Linked DNA regions of Homo sapiens: regions 2 and 3 are each linked to region 1. The links are chromatin loops, found by intact Hi-C in ENCODE. Cell type or tissue: PC-9. All regions are shown on one strand.

Region 1 (8,000 bases):
ACCTTGGCACCCTTCAAGGACCCCACACAGAAGAAAGATTTCACCTTGCCCGGCCTGGAAGACTTAAGGTGCACGTTCCCAAAGAGGCTTCTTCATGGTGTTCACATTTGGGTACCAGGCCTAGAATGGGGCCACTCTAAGAGAGGCAGTTAATTAATGTGTCTCCAGTTAAGATGGCCTGGAAGGGAGGGGGCAGGCAAGAAACAAAATTCCCATTCCTCTTCTCTCTCCACTCAGATACAGCATGTGAAACAGGTGTGGTCCATATCAGATGCAGTACACTGGGCAGGGTCTAACAGGATAAGAGTTTCACGCAGGACACGACAGCATTCATGGCCCACAAAAGCTTTGGGTTGACGACCGTTGGGGAACAAATCTCGTTAATCTTCCAGTCTCCTGCAACTGGTAGAAGCAGATCTGTGTGCTGCACTTGGTGGGCGGAAGGCTGTCGAGCCATTGAAGGAGAAGGACTGTCTTCAGGCTGTTGAGGCCCCTGTCTGGCCTCGTGCAGCATGGAGGGTGTAGTAACGGGTCCCCAAATGCCTGCCGATAGGAGGCAGTTTGTCAGGTGTTTCATATGCTAGAACAAGCTCTGCTTATTGCCTGTGCAATCGCACTTACTGCCCTAAAGACCTGGGAATAAGTTGAAGAGCCTCTTGCGATTGCAATCTAACCTTCTTTTATGGAGTAAGACATTTTCTTGAGCTGTTAAAGATTTAGGTGTACAGCCCTGTCCAGCCAACGCCGGCTGCTAGGAAGCAGGGCAGTGAGAGCAGAAAGGGGAGACATAGCACTTTCAGCCAGCAGGGGACAGTGTGGTACACGTCTACGTGTCCAGTCCCCTAGGTCCTCGGTCCCCTAGCAGATAGAAGGTCCAGACCAACCGCCACAGTTGTGTATTGAGAAAGTCTGGGGGGTGCTTGGGGAGTTTGATTGTTACTTTCTTAGAGGCGATTGTCAATGGTAGAAGGAACACAAGGACTTCAGGTGATTTAAATCCTCTGCTTTCTAAAAAGGATTGATTCCCTGTTTCATGGTCCAAATTACAGGAATGCGCTGAGAACTCCTCATGGGAGGATGTTAACAGTCTTGTGCAATATAAAGGGTCATTAGAAAGTAAAAAAGGAGGCCGGGCGCGGTGGCTCACGCCTTTAATCCCAGCACTTTGGGAGGCCGAGGCGGCTGGATCAGGAGGTCAGGAGTTCGAGACCAGTCTGGCCAACAAAGTAAACCTGGTCTCTATTAAACATACAAAAAAATTGGCTGAGTGTGCTGGTGTGCGCCTGTAATCCCAGCTACTTGGGAGGCTGAGGCTGAAGAATCACTTGAACCCGGGAGGGGGAGGTTGCGGTGAGCCGAGATCGCGCCATTGCACTGCAGCCTGGGCAACAAGAGCGAAACTCCGTCTCAAAAAGAAAAAAAGAAAGAAAAAGAAAAGAAAGTAAAAAAGGAGAGATAACAGGATGGGGGCAGTAAGCCAGGAGCAAAGAGAAAAAATGAGAATGGGGTTCATGAGTTAAGGAGGGAATTAAGGTGCATGCAATAAATTATAAATTATACAAAAGTAAGTTGTTGTAGGTGAGCCACCTCAAGAAGAAAGGTCTTAAGTGTAATTCCAGGTCGTGAGAGCTGGACAGTCCCTGTTAGCTTTGCCAGGATGGATGTCTGCTGGGACATCTCAGAAACTTCTCCGAGGCCTGTCTGTTTACTTTTGTTTATATTTGTCTAATTATCTTTGTTTAGTGAGTATTACAAAAGCATGACTTACAAGACAATGTCTTCCCTCCTCTCCCAGGGAATCCGCCCTTGCAGCGTTTGTGGGTAGCCAAGGCTCAGCTGACCACTGCAGACAGCCTCCACCTCCCATACAGAACATACTCCTGAGCAAACAGGTGCAACCACTGAAGCCCACACCACATCCAGAGAGTTGTTTAAAAAGAGAAGACTCAGAATTCTCACTCACCTTTTAGATGCCATTCTCTCAGATACAGCAGCTTCATCCCTTTCTTTCCTTCTGGGCTTCCCCTTCTGAACAGCCTCCTGTGCTGGTGTTGAAGCCCAAGGAGCGACCTCTCGAGGGTGCTCAATGGGTGTCCTTCTGCCTCAGGATTCCACTTGTGCCTTAAGTGTATACGACGGTGTGTTTTATTGCACTGTGTTTTATATCACCTTAATTTTTCAATCACATCTGGAGGCACTCTGCGTCCTGTGCAAAGGGGGTTGGGAGTCTCAGTGTAAGGCGGAAGGTGCAATGGCCACAGGCAAGATGGAGGCCCTGGGCATGGCACCTTCTCTCCAGCTTTGGCAACAAGTGCCAGTTCCTCAAGACTGTGAGGTGCAGCCCAGCAGCTGGGGCTCCATCACATCAGTTACACATGGCAGCTGGGGCTCCACCACATACATGTTATGCATGGCAGTGGGGGCTCTGCCACCACATATTATGCGTGGACTGGTCTGGTTCTCTGCATTGTGAAGATGCACCGACATGCACTCATGACCGCTCACATCAACCGGAAGGTAAGTGTCTCTCTGTGATTCCTGTTTGCTAGAAACCAGCATATCCTGAGTGCAGGACAAACACCTGGGCTCAGAACTGAAGCTTCCAGAGGAGGGAGCTCTCTCCCCCGTCTTGACTGGTGTAGCCACACCTGCCACATCTGCCTAAGAAGGAGGTCATGCAGTCTGCTGTGGACATCCAGAAACACAGATCCTGAAGACAAGGCAACGCCCCTTCTCAGGGAATAAAGGGGGCAGGCGGTAGAACTCCCGACGCCCACCTCTCATCCCATTTAGACATGTGCTCAGTATCCTTAGGTATTCCTGAGGGTGACATGAACTGTTCTCTGCCTTTGTCTGGGGCATTGCAACAATAAAAGAGGCATTTTCTTTTCTTTTCTTAGCAAAACTGGCCCCTGCCAAATGCCTTGAGTTCAGTTGTTCAAATCCCTGCCTTCCTGAAGTGCTGAAGGGGCTGAGTGTGAGCAAAGCAAGGATTGGAGGTCGAGCTCTCTAGGGCTGCGGACATTTGGGAGAATATTTGGGTGGGAAGAATGAACAGCGTCACTCAGAACTAACGGCAGGGGGCAGTGTGGCTCCACAGTCCATCACAGGGCACCCCCCCGCCCCACCGACCCCGACAGTGCCCACAGCCCCTGCCATCCAACCAGGGCTGGGCCTCAGCCTGGGGGACAGCTTCTGTGTAGTTTGGTTCAGAATGTGTCCTCATAAGAAAGGCGGCACCTCCCAGATTCCTTCCCTGCCCTCTGCCGGGAAGTCTTACTGCCAAAACACCCAGGAATGTGTGTCTGCCTCCAGCAACTTTAGCTGCAGGGGCTGGACCTGGCTTTGATGCTGCGGCAGCTGATGGGATCCTGGAGCACAGTGTGGGAAGCTGGCTCCTTAGGCCTGGGAACAAGCCCAGGCAACCGGGCTGGGACTCGCTCTGCCTGGCTGCCTCTCCTACAGCGTGCGTGAACGGGAGGCCAGGATGGCCACAGGCCCCAGGAAACGCAGATCTCATGGGAAGAGGTTGCAGTTTCAGCTTCTGGCTGTGGATGCTCCGGGCAATTTCATGCATTTCCATGAGTTCAGAGAATGGAAGCTCCCCTGGCCCCTCCCTACCACTCTTTGTAAATCAGCTCGCTCCTTCTGTTCATTCATCCGCTCATTCATCCATTCCGCACACGTGCCTTATTGAATCCCTGCTATGACCAGGCACAGGGTTAGATACTCCATGGAGACCAGACCAGTCTTAGCCTCTGCACTGATGAACTCAACCCAGAAGACACACGAAAAGATAAGCCACGGTGTGACGGGCGGACGACAGAGCCTGCGCCGAGACACGGGCACTTCAGCTTGATATGTGGAGAGTGTCGGCTGCAAACCTCCCTGGTCTCTGCCGCCAGACGCATGCCAAGATGGCCTGATTACACTGGGGAAATTTCGAATGGGCCATTGAAATGCGTGGTGTGATTGTTGCCATGGATTTTACGGTCTGGTGGCCTGTTCCGTGCTGGTCAGGCTGACGTCTGTGCTTGGCACAGCATGGTGAGAGACAGGCAGGTGTGGTTGATGCCTCTGGGAGGGAGCACATAATCCAGGAAAGGGGGCAGTAAACCAGGCGATGGGAACTGCAACGGAGCAGAGGCCACGGGAGAAGCCCCAGCGGGGAGCACACCTGAGAGGGACAGTGGGAGGAGCGAGGCCTGAAACCGGAGGAGGAGCAGCAGAGCCCCCACAGAGGACAGCGGAAAGGAGACCTGAGTGGGGAAGAGCTCGGCTCCTTCCAGTCCCCCAGGGACCCAGGTTGGGGCAGAGGGGCCATCGGGCCTGTAACCTTGCAGTGCCATCATGGCCCTGGGTAGAGTTTGGGTCTTATTCTAGGAAGCGTGGGGGCTTGGAATGTCCTGGATGCCACCTGTTTCCTGTGTGGCAGGCAGAGTGAAGACCCCACCATTCCACCAAGATGCCTCCACCCTAGCCCTATTCGCCGTGAGTGCATCATATCACATGCAGAGGGGAGTTGGGGTTGCAGGTGGAACTGGATTGGTGAACACCACCCTTAACCTAAGGAGGAGATCCTGGGGGATCCCGCAGGCCCAGAGTCCTCACAGTGTTCTTAAAAGGGAACTAGCAGCCAGAAGTGTGGCAGTGAGGACCTGATCCAACGTCATTGGCTTTGAAGAGGGAGGAAGGGCCCATGGGCCTAGAAATGAGGACAGCCCCTGGAAGCTGAGAAAGGCGAGGAACAGATTCTGCCCTGGATCCTCCAGGAGGAGCCGGCCCTAGGTCTTAGCCCAGTGAGACCCGTCACAGACTCCCGACCTCCAGCAATGCATTAAATATGCTGTTCATGCTGCTGAGTTTGTGGTCGTTTGCAGGAAGCTGATACACCCTGGCACAAACTCCTTCTCCTCATCTACACTTTAGCACAGAGCCGTTAAATAAATGCATGTGCCTATGAACAGGTGCATTCCAACAGCCCTCAGGCCCTGCGTGTGTGGGTGACGGTGGAGTGACAGGAATGCAAGACACAGAGTGGTCTGTGCAGCCTCCTCCCCCGCACTCAGTGCAGGGTGGGCAAGGGGGATGCTGGCGGGTCCACCGTGTCCAACAGGGAGCAGGCGGCATCTCTAGCCAGGCTCGGGGCCACAGTGGGGGAGTGGGGTTTCAGAGTGAGGCAGATCTGGATCTAAATCACCTTTACAGAATGGCTTTTGCCACATAAGGTCACATATTCACAAGTCCCAGAGATTAGAACAGGCACATTTTGGGGGCCATGATTCTGCTCATCCATATAGAGAACCCCCTTATTATTTTTCACAGGTAAATAGTATTTTATAGTGGGGGAGTTCTGTAAAGGTTTAGCTACTCCTCTATTAAGAATATTTGGCTTCTGGCCAGGGGCTCACATCTGTAATCCCAGCACTTTGGAAGGCTGAAGCCAGAAGATTATTTGAGGCCAGGAGTTTGAGACCAGACTGGGCAACATAGCAAGACACTGTACTTAAAAGATATTTTAAAGAATTTTTTTTAATTAGCCAAATGTGTTGGTGCGCACCTGTAGTCCCAGCTACTTGGGAGGCTAAGGTGAGAAGATTGCTTGAGTCAGTGAGTTCGAGGCTTCAGTGAGCTGTGACTCCTGCCATGGCACTCCAGCTCCAGCCTGGGCAACAGGGAAAGACCCTGTCTCAAAGAAAAGAAAAAGGAATATTTGGCTTCTTTCCAGTCTTTCACCATTATTTAAAATGCCACAAGAAATCATCTCATGCACAATATCATTTTGCACATGTGCAAACAGAGCTGGAGGGCAGATTCCCAGAAGCATAAGCGTCTGGTCAAAAGGTGGATATGCATTCATAGCTTTGCTGGAAATTGCCACTTTGCCTCCAATTTGTACTCTGCCAGCAATATGTGAAAGTATCTGTTTCCCCACTGCCTGCCTAAGGGAGTGTATGTCTCACTTTTGTGTTGTTGCCAATCCAGAAGAAGCATATTGCGTAGACTTTCATTTGAGACTCCATCTTTCTGTGTGGTTTGGCAGAAGACTGGGGGAACATTCTTATACTGGCTCTAAATGGAATGCAAGGATACTGCATTAACTTATGACTCAGTAAAGTAATTTATTTTGGGGAGCTAAAATAATCAGTTTGCTGCTTTCTCATGATTTTTAACTTGAAGCAACATGAAACTGGGAAAATAAAAATGGATAGCAAGACTTTTAGACAATGTCTGTTCAGTGATGTTTCAAACATATTTTTGGCAGGAACTAGAAATCAGTCCATGTAGCCCAAGAATGATGCCAATTCCATATTCTGTGTTGCTGATTATAAAGGAAGCAAAATGTTCCAGTAAGCAGATGCAAAAGCAGCCATCAGCTCTCAGATACAGGAGCAGATGAGCTGGAGACGTCCTCACGCGAGCACCGGCCGCTCTTCCCCATGCTGTGGGCAGCTTGCCTGTGGGAAAGGCCAAAGATTCCTTAAAAAGAGATTCAAATCTGCTCAAGTGCCAGGATAAGCATTTAATCAGGAGCCCAGCATCCTGCTCCCCAATGAGTGGGGAAGATTTTCTAGGCCTGGAAAGTTTTTAAGAGGTAATGTGCTATTCTTAGTCATAACAAATGAAAGACAACCCACATGTCCAGCCAGGCAGGATGGCCAATGGGCTGTTCAGTTGCCAGCTGCCTTCCCAGCCCTCCGGGACAGAGTCTCCTGTGATTCTGGCAGCATCCCCAGGACAGAGCCCTCAGGACCAAGGTAGAAAGCGCTTGGGCAGGGCAGTGGTCTCCCAGTCAGCAGGCAGACCTCCTGGGACCACGGGGTCAGATGTGGGGCCTGAATGACTCCTGAGTCACAGCCCTGTCCCCTCTGACATCTCCCACTCCAATGCCATGGTCTGGCCACGTGCCTTGGCTTCCCTTCCTACACTTCAGTGGTCTAAGAGGATAATTCCAAGAGCCCCTAATCTAGCTCTGGTCTGCCCCTCGTCTGAAGACTAGATTCCTCCACTCACTGCCTAATACACCTGGGCTCCATCCTGTGAATGAAGTAAGTTGTTCAGAGCTACAGTCAAAGCTGCGAGCGGGAATTCTCACAGCTCCTGGGATCTCTCACCAGTTCCAACAAACTTCCCACCTCTCCAAGTCAGACTAAGCCTGAGATGTGTAACCTTCAGCTTAGTCTGCCTTAAACCAGCATTTCCCAAGCTTACATTTAGAGATCCTCTTTTTAAAAAAATCCTGTGGACTCCTAAGTTTTTGTTAAAGTATTTTTATTTTACTGCTACTTGTATGTGTGGCAACACTAGAGGACTTACAAATATATTACGTTGATAGCTCTTTTAGTTTTTTGTTGTTTTGTTGTTTCTTTTCTTTTCTTTTCTTTTTAGAGACAGTCTTGCTTGTTGCCCAGGCTGGAGTGCAGTGGTGTGATCACAGCTCATTACAACCTCAATCACCTGGGCTCAAGTAAGCCTCCCATCTCAGCCTCCTGAGTAGCTGGGACCACAGGTGTGTGGCACATTACCCAGCCATGATAGGTCTTATGTAAATAAAAATCAAAGAGATTTATCAATGAAATTAGAATACAACACCAATACATTTCAAATTAACAATGTAAGCTTAATTTGATGGATTATGCTATTTTGTTAAAACTGAGTCACCAATGCTGGGTTCACATTTTTAAAATACCCATATTTGTGTTCTATATTTTACTTATAGATTTAGTCCTTTTGATTTTGAGAATAATGACCCTCTTTTGAGTGATGGTTGTTATTATTTCTCTTTTTTAACAAAGAGCTCAGTTTATCCTCTAATCTATTACTTTGATGATCCCGAGAATATGAGTCCACTCAAAAATATAATAAAAATTAACTTGTAGTAAGAAAATCTACACTGTATTTTTTTTCACTAGCCTTATTGTTAATGAGTTGCCGTGGTTTCTAGGAAGAGAGGCAGAATTTACATATGTCGCCTGTCCCTGTAGGAGAGTGGTTCCCCC
Region 2 (8,000 bases), 170 kb after region 1:
GTAATGTAACCTTTACGTTAGATTCAAACATGCCTTTATGACTGCTCATCTGATTTGTAATTTAAAGCTTAAGCAAAGTATGGCATTATTTAAATGCTCATTTTTAATTTGTTGAAAGAAAAGTCAATATTTATCATGAAGACTGCGGCTCAAGCCTAAGACCTATCTAGTGGGAAGCAGGACCAGAGCAAAGGTCTGACTGTACGTGAACATTTTAAATTTTTTTTTTTGTTTTTTTTTTTTTTGAGACAGAGTCTCACTCTGTTGCCCAGGCTGGAGTGCAGTGCTGTGGTGCGATCTTGGCTCATTGCAACCTCCACCCCCTGGATTCAAGCAATTCTCCTGCCTCAGCCTCCCTGGTAACTGGGATTACAGGCATGTGCCACCACGCCCGGCTAATTGTTTTGTATTTTTAGTACAGACGGTGTTTCACCATGTTGGCCAGGCTGGCCTCGAACTCCTGACCTCAGGTGATCTGCCCACCTCGGCCTCCCAAAGTGCTGGGATTACAGGCGTGAGCCACTGCACCTGGCCAAAATTTTAATTTTTTAAATAAAATGTTATCCTTAGACTGCCTTTCCTCCTCTGTTTACTCTTCTTTACACTGTGTGTGTACATGCACTGGTTCACATGTGTGCATGTGTGAGCATGCACTGCGCTCATGGGTGTGTGTTGAAGGCCGAAAGAACGAGGGTCGTGACCAGCTCAGCACACCGCTGGAGGCTGTATGAGCAAACAGCAAACTGTTCTCATGAATGCAGGTTGTTGGCAAACTGACAAACCGCCACCAGAAGGAACCCTGAGGGCAGTCACGCCCCAGGCGCAGTGTTTCTTGTGATTATCTACAGCCACATCTGAAGCCTGTTGTATAAAGAAAGCAATTATGTGAACCTGTCATAAATCAAGCAGCTGACCAATCGTTACCTTTTGCTCCCTGTTGATTCTGCCTAGTAAATACGAAGGGCTTTAGAGGCTCAGGGCCCTTGCTCACTAGAAGCAAGGAGCCCCCGACCCCTTCTTTAAAACAGATCTTTTTGTCTTTGTCTTCATTTCTGCGTTCATCCCCCTTCGTTCAGTCCTGTAGTAACCGTCATAGGTGTGCATGCACAAGTATGTGTGTGTGTGTATGCACATGAGACTGAACCTGAGAAGCTCCACACTCAGCTACATCAGGGGCAGCCCAAGACCTGCGGAACTTTCCAGCATGACTCACGTCTCCCCGTCCTGCCCCTATCTTCCAGAACACTGCCAGCCAGATGTATCTTATGTAACGCCATCCCTCATGCAGAGGACCTGCAGGTTCTACACACTGGCATTTGGGGGCCCCTTGGGAAAGTGACCAGTGAGGCTGAGAGGTCCACAAGCCCTACCCATACCCCAAGAACCTTCAGGCTTGCAGAGATTTGAGGAAACCTCCAGTACAAGAGGTAGGAAACAAACAGAAAAGAAACAGACAGTTCAGAGATTGGTGGCAGAGGGAGAGCTTCAAATCTTCAGAGAAGATGTGTCACCCATGAAACTAGAACACAGTGAGTAGGGGACAAGGAGGACCAGATAACCAGAAAGAACGCTTAGAAATTAAAACATGAAGGCCAAGACTAAACATTAAAGAGTCAAGAAGATCGTCCAGAAATTACCACAAAAGGGGCCGGGCAGGGTGGCTCCTGCCTGTAATCCCAGCACTTTCGGAGGCTGAAGCAGGTGGATCACCTGAGGTCAGGAGTCCGAGACCAGCCTGGCCAACACAGTGAAAACCCAACTCTACTAAAAAAAAAAAAAAAAATGCAAAAAAATTAGCCAGACCTGGTGGCGGGCGCCTGTAATCCCAGCTACTCGGGAGGCTGAGGCGGGAGAATCACTTGAACCTGGGAGGCGGAGGTTGCAGTGAGCCGAGATCGTGCCATTGCACTCCCGCCTGGGCAACAAAAGCGAAACTCTGTCTCAAAAACAAAACACACAAACAAAAACAAACAAAAAAACAAGAGAAAAAAGAAAAGAAAAACGAAATTCCCACAGCACTACATCTGCAGTAGGCACTGAAAGCCTCCTGTCCTGGGAGACTCCCCTCCTGCCTCCTGGACAGTCCCACTCTGCCTTTGTCTCCCTTCTCTCCTCTTAGAATTCCCACTAGCCGGATGCCTCTGCCAACTGAAGCTACTATGAACATTGTGTGTAAGTCTTTTGTGGATATATGTTTTCATTTATCTTAGGTATTAGGTTGGTGCAAAAGTAATTGTGTTTTTTGCTGCAAATTTCTGAGTTAAGCCTACTGAGCCGAGATCGCACCACTGCACTCCAGCCTGGGCAACAGAGCGAGACTCTGCCTCAAAAAAAAAAAAAAAAAAAAAAAAGAAGAAGAAAGCACAGAATTCTCACCCACACTCTCTGCTCCTGCATCCCCGCCAGATCTGTATTGGTGTGGTGCATTCATTACAGCTGATGAACCAAAACGGATCATTATTATTAACTAATTATTTAAAATTAACATTTAGGGCTGGGCGCAGTGGCTCACACCTGTAATCCCAGCACTTTGAGAACCCGAGGTGGGCGGATCACTTGAGGTCAGGAGTTTGAGATGAGCCTGGCTAACATGGTGAAACCCCGTCTCTACAAAAAACACAAAAATTAGCCAGGCGTGGTGGCACATGAGACTACAAGTCCCAGCTACTCGAAAGGCTGAGGCAGGAAAATCGCTTGAACCCAGAAGGTGGAGTTTGCAGTGAGCCGAGATTGCGCCATTGCACTCCAGCCTGGGCGACAGTGTGAGACTCCATCTCAAAATAAAAAAAGAGACTCCATCTCAAAAAAAAAAAAAAAAGAAAAGAAAAGAAAAGAAAAAGTCATGGAAAGCAGCTCAGGTGCTTCTTTGTTTTATCACTCCCAGGAAAGTGAGGCTTTTTAAAAGGTCCTACTCTCAGTGATGTTCCACAAACTTTATCATCAAAGACAGACAACACTCAATACACTCTAGAAAATCTCCATGTGCTTAAAGTCAGGTGTAATTGAAGTTAAATGGGGGCCAGTCGCAGTGGCTCACACCTATAATCCCAGCACTTTGGGAGGCCAAGGTGGGAGGATTGCTTGAGCCTAAGAATTCAAGACCAGCCCGGGCAACATAGTGAGACTCTGTCTCTACAAAAAAAAAAAAAAATTAGCTGGCATGATGGTTCATGCCTGTAGTCTCAGCTACTTGGGAAGCTGAGGTGGGAGGATGGCTCGAACCCGTGAGGTCGAGGCTGCAGTGAGCCATGATCACACCACTGCACTCCAGTCTGGGCCACAGAGGGAAATCCTGTCTCAAAAAAAAAAAAAAAAAAAAAAAAAAAAAGAAAGAAAGAAAAGAAAAGAAAAAGAAATGGTAAATTTCAGAGACTCTTCAAGGAGAATATGTCAAATAGTACTTAAAGCTGTTAAGGCTTCCAACCAATTCTTGAAGTCCTTGAAGGTTCGTAGGAAAGTCAAAGAGGGGAGAAATTGCCTGGAGAAAACGGTTAACGACGCAGGGCTGGATGAGGAGTTAGTCTGTGGATTGAAGAAGTGAAAGGTTATTAGACATAAGGCTATCATTACCTCTACTTGATCTTTAGAAGAACAGAACGGGAGGAAATATCCTAAAGAATCCAACACAAGGAAGTTTGTGGACAGGAATGCTGTTGGATGATTGCGTGAAGTTGGGAAATCTCTCCAACTTGTTTCATTAATAAGAAAATAAATCATGTCTGGGGTAGTTTAGCCATGTTCTTGCTCTTGGCTTGAAACAATGGTTGTCAAGTTGCTGCCGGGGGCTATAAAACTTGATTTGGTCCCGAGTTGAGGAAAAGGACGCTCGGCTCAGCTGTGAGTCACTGGAGCCTGGAGCCACTTGTCCACCCATCAGAAGTTCTCACAGCAATTTGCACGGAAAACCAAAGCTGAGGTTAAGCCTCGTCGAGTCAGAAGTCTGACTCTGGCTGGTGAATAACCAGTTAAAATATTTCAGCTTTGACGCCACCTGAAGGCAGGTGTGGGTTGGGGGTGGCTAATTACATCCAGAGTGGGACAAAGTTCCCCGGGCAGCTGTGTTTGCAGCCGTGACAGCAAACATCGCAAACAGCAGTCAGGAGCCAGGAAAGCGATTGAGCGTTTTGCTGTTACCTTTTAAATTAAAAAAAAAAAAAAATGAGCTGGGCGCAGTGGCTCATGCCTGTAATCCCAGCACTTTGGGAGGCCAAGGCGGCTGGATCACCTGAGGTCGGGAGTTCGAGACCAGCCTGACCAACATGGAGAAACCCCATCTCTACTAAAAATACAAAATTAGCTGGGCGTGGTGGTGGGCACCTGTAATCGCAGCTATCCGGGAGGCTAAGGCAGGAGAGTCACTTGAACCCGGGAGGTGGAGGTTGCAGTGAGCCGAGATCGCACCATTGCACTCCAGCCTGGGCAAAAAGAGCAAAACTCCATCTTGAAACACACACACACACACACACACACACACACACACACACACACACACAAATAGGTCCCTGGTTTTAAAAACAAAAGTCTCTGCACTGTTTGGTGACACATTTGCTTGCTGGTTGTTTTGGGAATGTTCCACTGAATCTTGGAGGGATGCTCTTCATTAGGGCCCATGCATTTCCGCCTAGTGTGCGCCATCCACGTTCTCATTGTTCTTCTCCTTAAAAGAATTATTCGGCCTGAGTAAGGGCCTAGCAGCCTCTCACAATTCCCAATTTCTCCCAAAGTACTGACAGTGATCCAAAAACAAAGAAAAGAACCCCAGTTCCACAAACATCAAATTAAAGATTCATTCAGACAATATTTTGTAATGATATTTTACTGAGGCCAGGTGTGGTGGTGTATGCCTGTCATCTCAGCGTTTTGGGAGGCTGAAGCGGGCAGATCGCTTGAGTCCTGGGGTTAGAGACCAGTCTGGGCAACATGGTGAAACCCTGTCTCAACAAAGATATACCAAAAAAAGAAATTACCTGGGCATGGTGGTGCACACCTGTAGTCCCAGCTACTCGGGAATCTGAGGTAAGAGAATCACCCAAACCCAGGAAGTTGAGGCTGCAGTGAGCCGTGATCGCACCACTGCACTCCAGTCTGAGTGACATAAGTCAGACTCTCCCTCAAAAAACTAATAGTAATGAATGATTCAGTTTTACTGACAATGAATTCTTTTTATTGAGAAACCTAAATCATCTAATAATGAGATAACAATTATTTCAGGGGGTGACTGAGCCGATGTTAGTAGAATGACTGAGTATAGCACATCGGGCTATTCCTCTTATCCTAAATTGATGAGCTGGATATTTGAATAGAATTCTTTTCAATTTTATATTTTTACTGATGCTTTCAAGACCCATATAGTAACTGAAAATCTAGGAACACATTTTAGCTCTGTTTCTAAAGCTCTGGACACTAAACAAATCAGTGTCCAATCTACCAAGTGGAGAACCACCTGCAGTAAAAAGATCTTAGCTTGGGAGACTAAGATACGAAGATACTTAGAGCATGTGACATGGGTATTTTTTTCACTGTGGTATTTACTGGGAGTTTCCACTGTTTTTTAATTTTATCTATCAAGCCTCTCTAATAGACTGTCCCAAGCTGGGCACCAGAAGGTTATATAGGAATGGTTGGGATGTATGGGGACAGTCCAGGGAATATGATTGTTTAAAACCAAATAAGGCACAGTAATACACCGCTAGCTTCTATATTTAAATGCCAACATGTACCCAGGGGGCATCAGAATGTACTACAATTTTAGACATGAGATTTACATAATGATGTCAGATAAATGCCTTTTTCATTTGCTATTTCCATTATGTAATCATCGAGCATAATAAAGATCACTTGTCATAAAGAACCATTTTCTACTGGACAGTTACATTCCATTAATCATTAAGGTAGCATGGAGAATTAAAAGGCTTGAATAATCATGTTTTACCATTTGCTGAAAAGGGACAACAAATATAACTTAATGAACAAAGTTGAAGAATTCATTAGTGATCTTATTAATAAGAGTGAATCATTGGAGATGAGGATTTTCGAGGCTCATGAAGACTTGAAAATTTCAAGTGATAATTCAAACTGGATAGAACACTTTCAGCTATTGGTTTGAAGCTTCAAAGCTTTGATGGCTAAGGAAGTATGTCTTCCAACAACACCTAGACCCAGAAAAAACATGGTTAACAGTAAAAGATGTTGGGAGCCTTTTCTCCCCATGGTTCATCCGAACTGGGCAAATTCTTTCTCTTATCTCTCCAAATTATGATCTTAATTGTTAAATTTTTCTCTTAGAATACAGCATGAATAATTTGTACAACCCGTACTACACAATACTAGTTACATGGAAAATACAAACCACATTTTAAATGATTTAACATTGGTTATAAGGCAGTTCCACAATTATTCCCCAGAAACCTATACACTGATCTTCAATTCTGTAATCTGACTCCTGGGCATTTATTCCAGAGAAATGAAAACTCATGTACACAAAAATATTCACACAAATATTCATAGCAACTTTGATTCAGAATAGCTGCAAACTGGAAACAACCCAAAATTGTCCTTCAATGGGCTACTGCCTAAATAAACCATAGTGTACCCGCATAATGGTCTCAGCAATGAAAAGGAATGAACTGTTGACACACCCAGCAACTTGGGAGCATCTCCAGGGTGGAGATGCTGAGTGGAAAATCACAAGGTCAGAAGATTGAGACCACCCTGGCCAACATGGTGAAACCCAGTCTCTACTAAAAAAATACAAAATTAGACGGGCATGGTGGCGCACACCTGTAATCCCAGCTACTCAGGAGGCTGAGGCAGGAGAATCGCTTGAACCCGGGAGGTGGAGGTTGCAGTGAGCTGAGATTGAGCCACTGCACTCCAGCCTGGGTGACAGAGGGAGACTCTGTCTCAAAAACAAACACAAAAGAAAAAAAGGAAAAACCAATCTCAAAAAGTGATACATTTGGTATCTTGACGTGGGGCAGATAAACAGACCAACACAATGATACACCAGCATTGTATAGAATCTAATACACACACAAACACACACACAGGGTATAAATGAAATCTGAATAAGACCAGTGGATTATATCAAAGTCAAATCTAACTGTGATCTAGTACAATAGTTTTTCAAACTGTTACCGCTGGGGGAAACCAGACAAAGTATAAGAGATCTCTCTGAATGATTTTCGATAACTGTATGTGAATCTACTATCTCAGTAAAAGTTGGTTTTATGTGATCTGCTATCTCAATAAAAGTTTCCATTAAAAAATCATGGTTTTGGGAGGCCAAGGTGGACGGATCACCTGAGGTCAGAAGTTCGAGACCAGGCTAGCCAACATGGTGAGACCCAGTCTCTCCTGAAAATACACAAATCAGCCGGTGTGGTGGCACGCACTTGTAATCCTAGCTACTCGGGAGGCTGAGGCAGGAGAATCGCTTGAAGCTGGGAGGTGGAGGTTGCAGTGAGCCAGCATTGTGCCACTGCACTCCAGCTTGGGCAATGGAGTGAGACTGTCTCAGAAAAAAAAAAAAAAAAAAAAGCATGGTTAACATGTAAAGAATAATACCTTGATAGACAAATATACCATATTTTTTAAAGTTATAGAATGTATGATTCCATTTTATATAACATTCTTGAAATGACAAAATTATAGAGGTAGAGAGCAGATGGTGATTGCCTGAGGCTAGGGAATGGGGGAGGGATTGGGGAGGGTAGGGAATGGGGAGGGATCAGGGAGGCTAGGGAATGGGGGAGGGATGGGGAGGGGAGGGAATGGGGGAGGGATTGGGGAGGGTAGGGAATTGGGGAGGGATCAGGGAGGCTAGGGAATGGGGGAGGGTAGGGAATGGGGGAGGGATCAGGGAGGGTAGGGAATCGGGGAGGGATGGGGGAGGCTAGGGAATGGGGAGGGATCAGGGAGGCTAGGGAATGGGGGAGGGATGGGGGAGGGGAGGGAATGGGGAGGGATGGGGAGACTAGAGAATTGGGGAGGGATGGGGA
Region 3 (8,000 bases), 490 kb before region 1:
TAGCCCTCTCCTTACCTACATTCTGGGAAATGGTGGAAAGCCAGGGGAGGCTTTTGAGGGGAGGCGTGTTGCAATGTGCTCGGGACTTAGCCAAATCTGAGTAGAGAGGCACATTCAGTGAGAGCTCCAACCTGTCAGAAATGGCCATCTGTGTTTGCAAAAGGTTCTTCAGATGCTCGAATAATGAGGGAAGTAACCCATGCATGCTCCACTCACTGGGGTGGGGTTTGTTTATTGTTGTTTCTCAACAACAATAAACCACGTGACAGGTGTGAGGATCCTGCAGCATTTATTTCCGCCTGTAGTTCCTTCCCTTTCTAGTGCCTAGCTCCTCAGCTCTGCAAAACTTCTGGCTGGGAGGATTTTCAAAGCCACAGCCTTTTCCCAGCAGAGAAGTCACTCCATGCTCAGACCATGTTAGAAAACAAAACAGCACTGGCCAGAAGTCACCCAGATAGAAACGGTGCCCCCAGAGAGCCTTGAGGTCACACTAATGAAGTGTCAGCCTTAGAGGATATATATGCATGTTCCTCCTGCCTTCTTCTTTCTAATGAAGCTGGCATCCAGACCTCAAAGCCTCAGGACACGTCCTTCCTATCTTATCTTTATGGCCGTGGTAAAATATACATAACATAAAATTTACCATCTTAACCATTTTTAAGTGCACAGTTCATTGGCATTGAGTTCATTCACTTTGTTGTATCAACCATCATCACCTTTCACCTCCAGAACTTTGCATCTTCCCAAACTGTACTCTGTCTTCATTAAACACTAACTCCCCATGTTCCTCCTCCGCAGCCTCTGGAAGCCACCATTCTACTTTTTGTCTTTATGAATCAGACTATTCTAGGGACCTCATAGAAGTGGACTCATTCAGCATTTGTCCTTTCCCTTCTGGCACACTTCACAGAGCATACTGTCTTCAAGGTTCATCCATGTTATGCCCTGTGTCAGGAAGTCTTCCTTTTCATGGCTGAATAATATTCCATTGCATATAATACATTTGTTTATGCCTTTATCCATTCCTATTTATTTTTGTGTCAACAAGAAAGTCCAAAGAAAACAAAAAAATAAATAAAATGAGATAATTTGATCACACATACATAAGAAGAAAAAAATGGGATTGTTCTGCCCTATTTCATACCATCCTTGAGCATTCATGGAAGAGTAAGTCCCCGGCACTGACTCACACATCTCCATTCCATCTGCCTGTGGCTAATGCCAAGAGCATCATAGTAAAAACAAACAAACAAAAATTACCTTTTGTTTCCTGATACTCTGGGAATTAAATAACACATGAAAGTCTGTTCTCCACTAATAGGTGAGTGCAGAACAGCCCATCAGCTCCAGCTTTCCCTGTGATGGCTGTCTGAGAAGTGGTAATTGATTAGAGACTTGATAGGGAAGAAGAGACAGAGCTTTAAATCATGGGGCTTTTCTTAGGACAAATGTACCTTAATAGAGACTTTTGGCAGTGGAGCAAAAGGACATGGGTTACCTCCAGGACTGAGGTCCCCACAGGAAGGCAGAAAATGAAGGTGATAGAGAAACTCAGTGAAGGGCTGGGTGCAGTGCCTCACTCCTGTAATCCCAGCACTTTGGGAGGCCGAGGCAGGAGGATCACTTAAGCCCAGGAGTTCCAAACCAACCTGGGCAACATGGCGAAACCCCGTCTCTACTAAAAAAATATAAAAATTAGCCGGGCATGGTGGTGCATGCCTGTAGTCCCAGCTACTCGGGAGGCTGAGGTGGGAGAATCACCTGAGCCCAGGAAGTTGAGGCTGCAGTGAGCTATGATCACACCACTGCACTCCAGCCTGGGCAATAGGGCGAGACCCTGTCTCAAAAAAAAAAAAAGAAACTAAATGATCTCTGAGGAGCATGCGGGGAGAAGGGATGTGGACTAAAGGGTGTGCTCCACTTCTTGCTCTGGAACTTTGAAAGATGAGCAGGCCTGGCACTTGAGGCACAAACGAATTTTCACCCAGAAAATCTAAGAATCCATAAGGAAATAGAGCAACCCAGTTCACTAAGTTTTAAAAAAATGCATATCACAATAAAATATAAATATATTGGATGTATCTATAACGGATTCAATTATCAACTCATACACATAATTTTCTTATCTGTAAGGTAGGAAGAGTTGATAGATTTAAAATCTTTGGAATTGTAGGGATGCATTTGAGAATTTCATGCCAAGCTCCTGCTCTTGCAAAGACCCTCCTTCAGGTCTTCACACAGCCAGTCCCTTCCTGAGGCTCAGCTTCAGCTTCAAGGTCGCCCCTCAGAGGGCACCTCATGGCCGGCCCAGGATCTCTACCCCCCTCCCCCGCACCACCCGCATTCTGTTATATGCAATACAGTGTCCTGATCATTTCCTGATATTTTCTTGTATATTTGGTTATTTATCTAACTTCTCCCCCCAGAATATGAGCCTCATGAGCTCAAGGAGCTTCAAAGGAGCCTGCCCACCTTTATCACTTACCCCCCAGCACATGGAACAATGCACTCAGTAGGCACTCAGTGAATATTGAACAGTTAAGGAATTTTCCTGAAGGGCCGCGTATCCAAAGCAGATGGATGATTTCTTGATTTCTTTCTTTCTTTTTTTTTTCCTTTCTTTGAGGCAGTCTCACTCTGTCGCCAAGCTGGAGTGCAGTGGTGCAATCTCACCTCACTGCAACCTCTGCTTCCTGGGTTCAAGCGATTCTCCTGCCTCAGCCTCCCAAGTAGCTGGGACTACAGGCATGCGCCACCACCCCCAGCTAATTTTTGTATTTTTAGTAGAGACGGGGTTTCACCATGTTGGCCAGGATGGTCTCGATCTCTTGACCTCATGATCCACCCTCCTCGGCCTCCCAAAGTGCTAGGATTGTAGGAGTGAGCCACCGCGCCAGGCCCAGACGGGTGATTTCTTCAGTGACTTCCTTGGCAATGCTTTCTGTAACGAGGCGGAGTGTGCAGTGGACTTGAGTGTCAGTCTCCATGTACTGCCTCTCAGCAATGCCCACATCCTTCTGAACATGCTCTGTGATAAGCCACGGAATTGTTCTCAGTATTTCTCTCCTTCAAAGTGCGAGGCGAAGCTTTCCCAGTAGAGGGCGCTGGAGGGACACGCAGGAGAACAAGGCCGTCTGTTACTTCCAGCCGGACATAGGTGTGAGGACCACAGTGGCTCTGATATCTCAGCCTGGTGACATCCTGGCCTCAGCCCTCTCGACAGGGAAACCAAGCACCTGCGCAGCCCCCTGTGCTCTGCAGGGCCACAAGCCCCCCAACACCGCAGGGCCTGTGCTCATGAAGGTGCCCCGGTGGCTCCAGACCCGCCTTGTCGTGGCCAAGCCGGGGCACCTCCTGCCTCCCCTGGCTGACCACACCCTCTCCAGAAGGTCTGGAGACATTCCCAGCCCCTCCTTCCTTGGGCATCTCCCTGAGCCCTAGGACAGTGGTCCCCAGCCTTTTTGGCACCAAGGACCAATTTTGTGGAAGGCAATTTTTCCACAGACCCAGGGTTGGGGAGATGGTTTCAGGATGGTTCAAGCACCTTACGTTTATTGTGCACTTTATTTTTATTAAATAAAAATACATTGTAATATATAATGAAATATTTATTGTAATTGTAATATACGTTGTAATATAAAATGAAATAGTTATACAACTCACCATCATATAGAACCAGTGGGAGCCCTGAGCTTGTTTTCCTGCAAGTAGATGGTCCCATCTGGGGGAGATGGGAGACAGTAACAGATCATCAGGCATTAGATTCTCGTAAGGAGCGTGCAACCTAGATCCCTCGCATGCCCAGGTCACAATAGGGTTCTCACTCCTGTGAGATTTTAATGCCGCTGATCTGACAGGAAGTGGAGCTCTGGCAGTAATGCGAATGATGGGGAGCGGCTGTGAATACAGATGAAGCTTCGCTTGCTCACCTGCAGCTCACCTGCCGCTGTGCAGCCCAGTTCCTAACAGGCCACAGACTGATGCTGGTCCATGGCCAGGGGGTTGGGGACCACTGCCCTAGGGTACCCTATTGCATTTCCTTATGTCTTGTAGTTATTCTTTTATTGTGGTTAGTAGTTCTTTATATGAAACTTCCCCTGTTTTACCGACCCTTTGACCTCTCTCTCCTCACTGAGTTCTAACTGCTGCAACACGACCACTGTCTCCTTCTAACCACTGCAGCCCTGCCCTGAAGCATGTCAGCTGGAGAGAGAAAATTAGGGGACTGGTTTTCAGGACAAACGTTAATCAGCTAAACTTGCCAGTGTCTCTTTCTGTAAAATATGGTGGGGAAGGTGAAGATAACCTGCATGTAAAGATGAACTAGCAGCACTAGTTGCCAACCCTTATGGAGGGATGACCACCTACCAGACCCTCTTCTAAGCACCTCACCATATTAACTAATTTAATCCATGAAACAGTTAAGCCAAGTAGGTTACTAGTCTCAGCTCCGTCTTACAGATGATGAAACGAAGATGCAGAGAGATTGTGTAGTAAGGCCAAGGCCACCCAGACTACAGCAGAACTCGGACTGGAACCCAAGCTGGCTGAGTCAAGAACCCAAGCTCTTTATCCTTCACATAACAATTTAAACAAGTGCACACAAAACTGGAGACACCTTCTTTTAAAACTACCTTAAAATTAAGAGATATGCGTTAAACACATCAACCTGATTGCCAACGGAAAAGGGGAGAATGGGAGTGGGAGATGAGGGCAAAAAGAAATGACAAATTAATGAACGAATAAACAAAAATAAGAATGGGGACTTGCAAACGTGTGCATAGCTGTGATGCAGGGAGTGACGAGTGCAGCTAAGCCAGCCTCTGTGTGGGGCAGGTGGACAGGTGCATGGGGTTCCTAATGGCAGTGACAATGACAGTGTCCTCTGCATCAGAAGGACACAGGGACACAAAACCCCGATCAGATGTGGCAGGAAGGATTCTGGCCCTGATGAAGAGTCACTGAACCTGCTTGAGAACAACTCTCTGCTGGCTCCGTAGATTTACAAAAACAGAACTGCAAGAAGGTAAGCTCTATAAGGGCAGGGCATTTTGTTCAGTGTCTAGAACACAGCCTCAGATGCTCAATTTTTGCTGAATAAATGTGCAAATGGATGGACTAGGGGTCAGTGTCTCCCTGGGAGGTCACAGGCTACGTGAAAAAGCTGAGAGCTTGTAGCCAGGAGCATTCTCTAAACCCAGAGTGGAGGCAGAGGTCGAAATGGATGAAGGCAAAATACAATCCAGCCAACCGTCTACAGCAAGTCTCCTGCTTTTTTTCCGATTTAGAATGTAAAACTTTTAAAGAGCACATGTATTATCAATCATATTTTTACATTAAATCTGGGGATAAGCCCCCATTGGGTGTCCAAATAAGCTCTTTCCCACTTATCTTTTTACCCCTTGGAGGGGGCAGGGTACCTGAATTTTAATACTAAATTAAAGCAAGGAACTGATTTTAAATGTTAACAAGAAATTAGCATAAATCAAGCAAAGATGTTATCTTAGAAATAGTTCTGTTTGCTTTTCACTCTAGTCAGAAATAGGTCTTAGAACCTGCCCGGCATCTGGTTGCTAGAGCAAGCACTAAATTGATATGTGCCCCCACAAGGATGCCCTTAATAAAATTTTTAGAGAGACATTTAAAAGTTGAGCACACAGGAGTACTAAAATTGCCATCCACAATCCAAGCACATGACACGTTTTCTAAAGCTAGTGCTTCTTCTAGCACTAATTTTGTCTGTGTGACTTAACCAAGAAAAACTCCACACTCTCCCTTCTTTCTCTCCTATTTTCAGTTACGCCAGAAAAGATCAACTTGCAGCATGCCAGAAGGTCTTCCCTAGCTTTTCCAAGCAGCAGTTTGAATCTTATATAGAACATTCCATAACCACGGAACATTTGGTTCGCGACGCCAATTTCTTGAGGATGAGGAGAAACACAACTGCCTCTGCCAAGGTACCACCCTCTAGAGTCAGTAAGCCAATACTTACCACTTCATTTTAAAACCCATGCAGTGCTCACAGATGTGATTATATAATTACGATCAAATGGCAACCTGTGTGTGAGTCCTGAATCACTTGTCCTGGAATGGATAGGGCTATTTATAATCACAGCGAGGCTGGGGAACAGAGTAACTGCGGACAAAGGCAACTAATTTCTAGCCCAGAGGCTGAGGCCGAAAGGAAGCCTCATGATGGGGCGGCTGCCAGTTGTGAGCAGAACAGTTCACACCGGCCAGTGGCCACCGGTGAGTGACCTCGCAGAGCTGCAGCTTGAGAGCAATGGACAAGCCTTCCCAGGGAATTGTGAGGGAGCGGCTCTTAGCAATAAACCACCAGCTAGCCCTGGCACAGAGAGGTGAGGCTGAAAAGAGCCCTAAGGCATCTTTTCTTGTATTCACTTGCTGGGTTCAGTATTTTGGCTCCTTACAAAAGCACAGATTCCAAACGAGGAGTTTTGGAGGGGGCAGAGGCTCAGTGATAGGAATAAAATAGTTATTTTCATATTCACAGAGCTGAGTTTTATTTCCAAGGAGGGAAAATTGGGAACTAAAGCAGGCAAGCAGTTTATTCCCCAGAAGGATTACTGCAAGGACTTACCTGCATTCAGTGGCCAGTTGAGCACGCGGGCCAAGCTGGGCTACAGTAAAGCAACGTCAGCAGAGGCGTCTATCATATAGAATGCATTGGACAATGGTTTCCATTACAATTAACAGAGTTAATTACTCTAGAATTTCTGCTTTAAAGATCTCTGACTTTCGGCCAGGCGTGGTGGCTCACACCTGTAATCCCAGCACTTTGGGAGGCCGAGGCGGACTGATCACCTGAGGTCGAGAGTTTGAGACCAGCCTGACTAACATGGAGAAACCCCGTCTCTACAAAAATACAAAATTAGCCAGGTGTGGTGGTGCATGCCTGTAATCCCAGCTACTCAGAAGGCTAAGGCAGGAGAATTGCTTGAACCCAGGAGGCGGAGGTTGCAGTAAGCCGAGATCACGCCATTGCACTCCAGCCTGGGTAAGAAGAGCAAAACTCCGTCTCAAAAAAAAAAATCTCTGACTTTCTGACTCCACGGAATGGAGCTAATATTTGAAAGACAGATGTTGGAGAAGAATTATCTTAGCAGACATGAGGAAAGACCTGACTCTCCTGTCAACGTAATGAGCTCATAAATACCTCCACCCCTTCACCGTGTGTCAAGAGAATGAGACGGCTCCTTCCAGACCCTGTGCCCAACTAATATTGACACTCCAGATCCCTTCCTCGCCTTTTTTTTTTTTTTTGGTTATGATATTCAGCTTTTTTTTTTAACCTTTTATTTTTTTTAATTGACAAATAATAACTGTACATGTTCATGGGGGTACATAGTGATGTTTCTGGTTTTTTGGGTTTTTTTTTTGAGACAGAATCTCACTCTGTCGCCCAGGCTGGAGTGTAGTGACGCGATCTTGTCTCACTGCAGTCTCCGCCTCCCAGGTTCAAGTGATTCTCCTGCCTCAGCCTCCTGAGTAGCTGAGATTACAGGCACCCACCACCATGCCCGGCTAATTTTTGTATTTTTAGTAGAGACAGGGTTTCACCACATTGGCCAGGCTGGTCTTGAACTCCTGACCTCAAGTGATCTGCCTGCCTTGGCCTCCCAAAGTGCTGGGATTACAGGCGTGAGCCACCACACCCGGCATGATATTTCAGTATGTAAAAGGTACAGTGATCAGATCAGGGTAATTAGCGTAACCATCATCTCAAATATGTATCATTTATTTGTGTTGGGAACATTCAATGTCTTCCTTCTAGCTATTTGAAACTGTATTATTGTGAACTAGAGTCATCCTACAGTCCTGTAGAATACTAGAAAGTATTCCTCTCCTCTAGCTGTAATTTTGTAACCTTCCACAAATCTCTCCCTCCCCCTCCCTTCCCCCTACCCTTCTCAGCCTCTAGCATCCTCTGTCCTACTTTTTACTTCTATGAGATCAACTGCTTTTTTGCTTAAAGGGTT

The links. A loop is a pair of places that touch in the nucleus more often than their neighbours do. Peaks named below come from ENCODE experiments on the same cell type or tissue, not always from the same donor. Only the 100,000 strongest peaks of a DNase experiment are listed, where the experiment ranks them.
Region 2: a loop joins it to region 1, with 8 times the contacts of the local background. A loop is called at or near these places in 92 of 110 quality-filtered maps.
Region 3: a loop joins it to region 1, with 6 times the contacts of the local background. A loop is called at or near these places in 3 of 110 quality-filtered maps.

The regions. Positions count from the first base shown.
Region 1 is chr21:41,609,752-41,617,751 of GRCh38, forward strand. No RefSeq gene overlaps it. Among named protein-coding and RNA genes, the nearest start is that of PCSEAT, 33 kb to the left of the region's middle. RefSeq lists enhancers at 718-1,012, 2,854-3,517. In PC-9, CTCF peaks have their summits at 802 (motif pointing right), 1,007, 3,035 (motif pointing right) and 3,235 (motif pointing left); DNase peaks (open chromatin) are centred at 2,620, 3,290 and 5,970; H3K4me3 peaks cover 371 bases; H3K27ac peaks cover 3,422 bases.
Region 2 is chr21:41,782,874-41,790,873 of GRCh38, forward strand. No RefSeq gene overlaps it. Among named protein-coding and RNA genes, the nearest start is that of RIPK4, 20 kb to the left of the region's middle. In PC-9, no CTCF peak of the experiment used is centred here; DNase peaks (open chromatin) are centred at 788, 1,218 and 3,868; H3K4me3 peaks cover 1,393 bases; H3K27ac peaks cover 5,221 bases.
Region 3 is chr21:41,118,897-41,126,896 of GRCh38, forward strand. No RefSeq gene overlaps it. Among named protein-coding and RNA genes, the nearest start is that of LINC00323, 25 kb to the right of the region's middle. In PC-9, a CTCF peak has its summit at 3,098 (motif pointing right); DNase peaks (open chromatin) are centred at 1,205 and 3,125; H3K27me3 peaks cover 258 bases.